Linked DNA regions of Homo sapiens: region 2 is linked to region 1. A link is a loop called in an ENCODE intact Hi-C map of the cell type or tissue named here. Cell type or tissue: Caco-2. All regions are shown on one strand. Each heading gives the region's core, and the rest is flanking DNA. Links, peaks and the distances in the headings are about the cores only.

Region 1 (4,593 bases), core at 448-4,447:
GTAGAATCTGCAAGTGGATAATTGGGACGCTTTGGGGCCTATGTTGGAAAAGGAAATATCTTCATATAAAAACTAGATAGAAGCATTCTTAGAAACTTCTTTGTGAGGTGTACATTCATCTCACAGAGTGGAACCTTTCTTTTGATTGAGCAGTTTAGAAATACTCTTTTTGTAGAACCTGCAATAGGTAATTGGAGCACTTTGAGGCGTATGGTGGAAAAGGAAATATCTTAAAATAAAAACTAGACAGAAGCATTCTGGGAAACTTCTTTGTGATGCGTGCATTCATCTCACAGAGTTGAACCTTTCTTTTGAATGAGCAGTTTTGAAACACTCTTTTTGTCGAATCTGCTTTGGATATTTGGAGCACTTTGGGGCCTATGGTGAAAAAGGAAATATCTTCACATAAAAACTACACAGAAGAATTTTGAGAATCTTCTTTGTGAGGTGTGTGTTCATCACACAGAGTTGAACTTTTCTTTTGATTGAGCAGTTTGGAAACACTCTTTTTGTGGTATCTGAAAGTGGATATTTGGAGCGCTTTGTGGCCTATGGTGGAAAAGGAAATATCTTCATATAAAAACTAGACAGAGGCATTCTGAGAAGCTGTTTTCTGATGTGGGCATTCATCCCACAGAGTTGAACTTTTCTTTTGATTGAGAAGTATTGAAACTCTTTTTTTGTAGAATTTGCAAGTGGATACTTGGAGGGCTTTGAGGCCTATGGTGGAAAAGGAAATATCTTCACATAAAAACTAGAAAGAAGCATTCTGAGAAATTTCCTTGTGATGTGTGCATTCAAATGACAGAGTTGAACTATTCTTTTGATTGAGCAGTGTGGAGACAGTCTTTTGGTAGTATCTGAAAATGGATATTAGGAGTGCTTTGAGTCCTATAGAGTAGAAGGAAATATCTTCATATAAAAACTAATCAGAAGCATTCTGAGAAACTTCTTTGTGATGGGTGCATTCATCACACAGAGTTGAACCTTTCTTTTGATTGAGCATTTTTGAAAAACTCTTTTTGTATAATCTGCAAGTGCATATTTGCAGCACTTTGAGGCCCTTGGTGGAAAAGGAAATATCTTCACATAAAAACTAGACAGATCATTCTGAGAAACTTCTTTGTGATGTGTGCGTTCATCTCACAGAGTTGTACATTTCTTTTGATGGAGCAGTTTTGAAACACTCTCTTTGTAGAACCTGCAAGAGGATATTTGGAGCGCTTTGTGGCCTATGGTGGAAAAGGAAATATCTTCCCATAAAAACCAGACAGAAGCATTCTGAGAAACTTCTTTGTGATGTGTGCATTCATTACACAAAGGTGAAACTTTCTTTTGATTGAGCAGTTTGCAACACTACTTTTCTAGAGTCTGGTATTGGATATTTGGAGCGATTTGCAGCCTATGGTGTAAAAGAAAATATCTTCACATAAAAAGTAGATAGAAGCATTCTGAGAAACATCTTTGTGATGTGTGCATTCATCCCACAGTGTTTAACCTATCTTTTGATTGAGCAGTTTGGAAACCTTCTTTTGGAGAATCTGTAAATGGATATTTGAAGGGTTTTGAGGACTATGGTGGAAAAGGAAATATCTTTACATAAAAACTAGGCAGAAGCATTCTGTGAAACTTCCTTGTAATGTACGCATTCATCGCACAAAGTTGAACCTTTGTTTTAATTGAGCAGTTAAGAAACACTCTTTTTGTAGAATCTGCAAGTGGATATTTGGCATGATTTGCAGCCTATGGCTTAAAAGGCAATACCTTCATATAAAAACTAGACAGAAGTATTCTGGGAAACTTCTNNNNNNNNNNNNNNNNNNNNNNNNNNNNNNNNNNNNNNNNNNNNNNNNNNNNNNNNNNNNNNNNNNNNNNNNNNNNNNNNNNNNNNNNNNNNNNNNNNNNCATGCTTGTTAAGAGTCATCATTACTCCCTACTCTCAAGTACCCAGAGACACAAAACACTGCGGAAGGCCACAGGGACCTCTGCCTAGGAAAGCCAGGTATTGTCCAAGGTTTCTCCCCATGCAATAGTCTGAAATATGGTCTCATGGGAAGGGAAAGACCTGACCATCCCCCAGCCTGACACCGATAAAGGGTCTGTGCTGGGGAGGATTAGTAAAAGAGGAAGGCCTCTTTGCAGTTGAGATAAGAGGAAGGCATCTGTCTCCTGCTAGTCCCTGGGCAATGGAATGTCTTGGTGTAAAGCCCAGTTGTATATTTCATCTACTGAGATAGGGGAAAAATGCCTTAGGGCTGGAGGTGGGACATGCTGGCAACAATACTGCTCTTTAAGGCATTGAGAGATTTATGTATATGAACGTCAAAAGCACAGCACTTTTTTCTTTACCTTGTTTATGATGCAGAGACATTTGTTCATATGTTTTCCTGCTGACCTTCTCTCCGCTATTACCCTATTGTCCTGCCACATCCCCCTCTCTGAGAAACGTCCGATAATGATCAATAAATACTAAGGGAACTGAGAGACTGGTGACGGCGTGGGTCCTCCGTATGCTGAGCGCCGTTCCCCTGGGCCCATTTTTCTTTCTCTATACTTTGTGTCTGTGTCTCTTTTCTAAAGTCTCTTGTTACACCCAACGAGAAACGCCCACAAGTGTGGAGGGGCAGGCCACCCCTTCACGTGTGCACATGGTGTGTGTGCTGTTTATGTGGTGTCTGTGTGTGGGGTGTGTGTGCGTGTGCACATGGTGTGGTGTGTGCAGTGTGTGTTATGAGTGACTGCTTCTCTTAGCATGTGGACATCAGTCTTCCAGACCAGCTTTCTCCATGTGTCTGGGAACATAAGAAACAAGTTTCTGCAATAATTGTTACACAGCTTTTCCAGAGAGTTACCAAATCTCTGTCGTGAGTGGGTATCTGCATCATTGCAGGAGGGAATGTGATGTCCTGGCTTGGCTCACACCCTCTGAGGGCTTAGGCAGGGTTCCTGCTGGATCCCTCACTGTGGCCAGAGAGGAAGGGCTCTGTTTCACCACAGGGCACCAGAAGAGGACTGGTGCGTGGGAAGACCAGGTAATCATAATGGTATTAATAATAGTGGTAATAATACTGTTTTATACATTGTATATGTCATAAGGATTTTAACTTTCATCTAATATAATTGTTGTAAAAATTTCCCCAGTTTGTTTTGTGCTATTTACTTGGTGTTGAAATGTGTAAGAATTTACGTTCTAGGTACGTTAGGTTTATCCCTTTTTATATAGTTTCTGTTTGCAGTTTTGATTTTAGAAGACATTCATTCATTCTCAAGGTCATAAAACACAGGTACATCTAATTTTATTTTCTCTCTTTTTTTTTTTTTTTTTACATTTAATACTGGAATTAACTTTTATGTAAGTTGTGGGACCAGGATTCAATTCTATCATTTTATATTCTCAAATCATTACCCAATATTTTAACATCATAAATGCAAAAATCGCTCTGTTTTGTGGGTTTAAATTATTACCCTGTTACTAGATAAAATTACACTCAATTTCTGTGTTTTTGATTCTCTTTCATTAATGTGTTTATTTTTGTGCCATTTCAAATTTGTTTAATTTTGAATACTAATAACAATCTTAAATATCTTATAGTAAATTTTATAAAATTGGCTCTCATGTGTGTTCAATATGTGGATTTAAAATAACATTTTCTTCTTCGAAAATATTTTTCTTGGAATTTTTATTGGAATTTGAGCATATTTTTAAATGATTTACAGCAAACTAAAGAGTTAATATTATTGAGTTCTCTCATCCAGAATGTGACATGCAAATTCCTCAAAACTCCTTTAATGCCATTTAGTCAAAATTAATATGTTAAATCAATATAAATTAATATAAATGAGTATAACTAATGATTAAAATAAATTAATGTGTTTGGCTCCACGTTTCTGTCTTCTGCCTTCTATCACTGATGTTTTTTATTCCTATCCTTGTTGTTTTCTATAGTTTCTTTTATTATGTATTTTTCTATCTTGTGATTTGAAAACTATATGACACATTGTAATGTTTTAATTTTTCTAATTTTTTGCTCTTAATTTTAACTAATTTTATTTTTTAGAGAAGTGCAGGTTCACAGCTAAATGGAGCAGAGAGTACAGACTTCTCATATGTCCCTTTCCCCACACACAGCCTCCCCACTACAGCTTCCTGCCTCACAGGAGCACACCTGTGACAACCAGGAACCTATCTTGACCCTTCAGTATCACTCAAAGTTTACAGTGCACATTCATACTTATTTACTCTTCACATTGTACTTTCTGAGTCTTGACAAAAGTATAATGGCAATGGGATATTATTCACCGCTAACAGGAGATGATCTATCAAGCCACAAAAAAATACATGGAGGAAACTTAAATGCATATTGCTAAAAGAAGAAGCCAATCCGAAAAGTCTACGTACTGTTCGATTCCAATTATATGACGTTCTGGAAACGGTGAAACTATGGGAACAGTAGAAAGATCAGTGGTTGCCATGGACCAAGGGGAAGGAAGAGATGATACACAGAGCACAGAGAATCTTCACGGCAGTAAAACCATTCTGTATGATACTGTAATGGTAGATATATACATTTGTAAAAATCTATCTTAATTTTA
Region 2 (4,593 bases), core at 325-4,324, 120 kb after region 1:
GCTATTTCAACAACATGAATGGACCTGGGTACATTATGCTGCACAAAATAAGCCAGGCACAGAAAGACAAACACTGTATATTCTCACTTAAATGGAGAATTTAAAAAGCCTGAACTCATAGAAGCAGAGAGTACAATGGTAATGACCAGGCCTGGAGGTAGAAAAAACGATAAGGTGTTCAGAGTACAAACTTTCAGTTATAAGATAAATAAGTTTTGGGGGTCTAAGGTATAGCTTTAAAATGTAGTTAATAACAGTGTTTTGTATGCTTAAAATTTGCTACAACAGTAGGAGACCTTAAATGCTCTCACTACAAAAAACATAACCATGTAAGGTGACATAAATATTCATCAACTTAATTGTATTAAACATTTTACAATATATATACCTATCAAACTTTTGTAATATACACAATACATAATTATGTAATTTTTATTGGTCAAAAAATTAATGTTATGTACACATGCATATATTCCCATAAGTGTGCATAAAGCATATATAAAACATATACATATATATCAATTACATATGTTATGTAAATACTTGTGTGTGTGTGTGTGTGTGTATATATATATATATATACACACATACATATCAATGACAAAAATCCTAGTAAGCTTCAAACTAAACAAGAGAAAACTATAAAATGATAACTATTTAAAAATCAAGAAAAAAATGGGTATTTAATACATGCTCAGCAATATTCTAAGTTCCTCAATGGCAAAGTACATGTTTTAAATGTAGAAAGTAGATACATTAAACCGTATTACAGTTTAGGAATTATGGCACAGAGTGTTTACAGTGTTAGCCTCAATACATACCAAAAACTTAAAATTTTGAAGTAAGATAATATTTGGTTTTATTATATGGGGCAGAGGCTTAGTGTTCTGATTAAATTATTGAGTATGAATTTCTGTAGAATCACATTTGAAACCTTCACAGGATATGAAATTATAAAGCAGAAAACATACGACATCTGGATGTGGTGTTTCTGGGATTTCTAAACCAAATCCCAATATCTCCACTACTCTCACACATTTTAGACAAGACTCAAAATGGAAATTAGAAAATGTTTAACATAGAGTTCCTTAAAAATCACAAACGACCCCATGTCCTCAAAAGCAATAAAACAGCAAGCAGCCAGGTCCTCCAGTCCCTTGTAAGCCATGCAAAGGGCTTTGATTTTCTTTGTAACCTAGAAGAATGATCGTTGAAGGGGAAGTCCAGTCCTAGAAAATTGAAGAGCAAGGGGCAGAAGATGTCTGTCTCTAATGAAAGCAAGAGAAAGAAATCAGGGCTTCTCGGAAAAGATTTCCATTGGAGCATAGCTTCGCAAACCACACTTTAGGATCTGGCTTTCTCCTTGACCTTTGGTCATCTCATCTGTGTCATCTGCCTTATTCACTCCCACCTATTTGGATGTTTGGCTACTATCTCCTGTCTCCTCACACTCTGGGGTTTTTTCTTTTACTCAATGTAGGTGATCAGGTTTAGCTTAGAGAATAGCCAAGTACTCTGTATTAGAAAAAGTAATATGACTTATGCTGTGATTTTCCAATTACTACTTAGTACTGTACTCAGTGGAAAAAACCAGAACATTATAAAAGAGTCTAAAAATGTAATACCAAATACTATTTCCTCACAGAAACGTTATGATATTTAAAAACTTTTCTAAATTTGTGGGTCCTTAGCTCCACAACCCAGTGCTGCTGAATCAAAACTTCGTGGTGGTTGGCTGGGCATGGTGACTCACAGGGCTGATCACAGCACTTTGAGAGGCCAAGGCAGGCAAATAACTTAAGCGCAGGAGTTTGAGGCCAGCCTGGGAAACATCGCGAGACCTAGTCTACGGGATGAGGGTGGGGAGGAGCGGGAAAGGTGGTGGTAATGGGAGGTGGTAATGCGATTATAAGGTGTGGGCAACCATATTTTGTGCCTCTAAATTTGTGGAGTTACCATTAATCTAAAATTAGGGATACAGATCAGCTGAAGAAAGAAAACGATTTATGTCGAGATGAAACCTCCTCGTGGGGGTCTGCAGCTGCAATACCGCCAGGTGGCAGCATCCCACCTCTTTTGCCTGGCTGCAGCCCCACCAGGAGCCCGGCTCCAGCCAGGGCGCTGCAGCAGGTAGTAGACCTGGAAGGCGCAGGTGCGGGTTTCCTGCCCTCCGGGGTGTCTTCCCGCTCCCCGGACCCCAGGCAATTCAATTCATTCATCAAGCGCCGCCGCAACCATCGAAGTTGGGGCAGCAGGTCCCACAGTTGCCAGCCAAGACCTCGGCTCCAGAACCCGTGGGCTGCTTTCCCCGGGGGAAGGACATTGTCTTCGCCAGCCACGAAGAAATCCGTCCCTGTGCACCCTGTTTCCCATTGCCACCAATGTCGTGTAAACTCTAGTCCCGAGGACACGAGAGAGACCCAGACCTGGCCCCGTGGACAAGCTCGGTGCTATAGTTCCACCAGTTGGACGGGTGCACTCTACAAATCTCGGGGCCCACCGCATCAAGGAGACAGAAAGAAGCAAACAAAGGAAGGACCATATGAAACGCACCTCCAAAGAAACCAACCAATCCAAGAAAAAAAAAAAAACACGTCTCAGGGCTCCGTTGGTTTTCCCGCGTGGGCGGCCCTGACCCCGTGTTCTAGCCTGGCCCAAGCACCCTCCACCTCACCCTGGCCTGCTCAAAGTGCCCTGTCTACCTGAGCAGAGCCTCCCTCTCCAAGGCTGTGTCTCTCTCGCTCTACAACTTCCTCACCCTCTCCCTTTCTCTACATCCCCCTCCAACTCTCGCTCTTCTGTCACCTTCTGTCTCTCTCCCCCTCTACTTTTCTCTCTCTCCCCGCATTTCTATCTCTCCATCCCGGTCTCCCTAGCTCTCTTTCAAGCTGTGTCTGTGTCTTTGTCTGTATGTCCTTGTGTGTGTGTCCGTGTGTGTCCGTGTGCGTGTGTCCATGTGTCCGTGTGTGTGTCTTTGTGTGTCCGTGTGTGTGTGTGTGTCTGTGTGTGTGTCCATGTGTGCCTGTGTGTGTGTCGGGGTGGGTTTGCTCGTAGTAGTGTTGGGGTGTGTCTGGGTGTCCGTCAGCCCCTTTCCCGGGATCAGGCTGCCGGGGCTTTAGTGCCAGCGCGGGGCAAAGCAGGCCCTTCCTGTCCCGTTGGCCACGGGCGGGTCCTCGTCGGGACAAGCGATGATGGTGTGGGCATTGTGAGAAAAAGGTCCTGCGGGGCTGGGCCGGCTGTTCGCCCCTGGGCAACCCTGACGGCTCTGGGTGTGTGGGCCAAGAGGGGGCCTTGCAGGAGGGGTGGTGAGGGATCCAAAACAATTTTTCCGCGGCAAGGTGGAGGACCAGAGGGGATCCCAGAACTGTGGGCCCCGGGCCCTGAGGCCTCCAAGCACACCCTGTCCTGAGCCCGCCCGATGTGTTGGAAACTCGGGAGCTCGCGAGCCGGGGGAAGGCCTGGAGTGTCAGCAAAAGGGAGGCCGCCTGGTGGGCCTGTAGTCTGGGCAGGGGACTGAGTCATCACGGACTGATGAGGGATTCCTGTTTCCTGCAACATGGGGAGTCTCCAAAATGGCCTGTTTGGAAACGAAAGGAGAGCGAAGACACGATGCTGCGTTTCCATGCTTCGCTGGAGGTTTCTGTGTCCCCACAGAGCTCGGGAAACAAACAGTCAACATGGTCACGCTTTTGGGGGCCAGAGACACGTGAGCAGCAGGACCCCTTGCAGAGGGCAAAGGAACGTGGAATCCGGAATCTTGGCTCACTCGGCTTGAGTGTGACTCCTGTGTGGGTGGGAGTATCTGCCTTGCGCTCTGTTGCAGGCTCAGCATGGGGATATGTCATCTGTGAACCCTGTGGATGAAAAACGGACAACCATTCAAGTCTCTGCTCTGTTCTTTGGGGAATTCGCTCATTCCCTGGGAGGCGGAAATCCTCTGAATCGCTCCCGGATGAAGTAACCCAGGCTGGCGATCCAGTGGGCAGGTGAGAGCCCCGCAGGCCGACGCGGCTGTGGGCCGAGCACTTAGCCTGCACTGGGCACCCAACATTTTCCCGGAGTGAGAGATCCTGCTGGTCCTGGAGGCAGAAGACTGCTTTTCTCTCTGCCTTCCTCTCTCTGTTTCTTGCTCCCTCCCTCCCTCTTTCCCTCCGTCCCTCCCGCAGTTCCTCCCTCCCTCCCTCCCTCCTTCCCTCTCTCCTTCCTTCTATCCCTCCATCCTTTCCAAGGTCCCTCGGTCCATCCGTTCTTTCTTCCCTTCATCGCTCCCTCCCTCTCTGTCTCCGTTCCTCTCCCCATCTCTGCCTGAGTTCCCTCCCGCATAGAAAGGGCAGCACCCGGGTTTGCGCGGGGTCTCGGGTCTGCATTTAGCTGTCAGGCGCTCCATGGTGATGCCGAGGAAGCTGGCGGGACAAGGGTAGGCGAGTGACGGTGTGGGGGGGAGGCAGAGTTGGAGAGACGCGGAAAGAAGAGCAGATCTGGCGCCTGCCCGGGCCAGTGTTTCCCGGGATGGAGGTCTCCGCCCACCCCACTGAAGAACGCAGTGGGGGGCAAGAGGGAAGGGATGAGAACTCTACCTAGGCTAGTTAGAAA

What was found. A loop is a pair of places that touch in the nucleus more often than their neighbours do. Peaks named below come from ENCODE experiments on the same cell type or tissue, not always from the same donor. Only the 100,000 strongest peaks of a DNase experiment are listed, where the experiment ranks them.
Region 2: a loop joins it to region 1, with 16 times the contacts of the local background. A loop is called at or near these places in 1 of 110 quality-filtered maps.

The regions. Positions count from the first base shown.
Region 1 is chr20:29,882,063-29,886,655 of GRCh38, reverse strand. No RefSeq gene overlaps it. Among named protein-coding and RNA genes, the nearest start is that of FAM242B, 340 kb to the right of the region's middle. In Caco-2, for the core only: no CTCF peak of the experiment used is centred there; DNase peaks (open chromatin) are centred at 2,085 and 2,935.
Region 2 is chr20:29,762,635-29,767,227 of GRCh38, reverse strand. It overlaps LOC124904968 (a long non-coding RNA gene), which reads right to left. Exons shown (of 2, transcript XR_007067752.1): 1 at 4,338-4,593; 2 at 419-3,854. Among named protein-coding and RNA genes, the nearest start is that of FAM242B, 220 kb to the right of the region's middle. In Caco-2, for the core only: a CTCF peak has its summit at 2,055 (motif pointing right); a DNase peak (open chromatin) is centred at 2,077.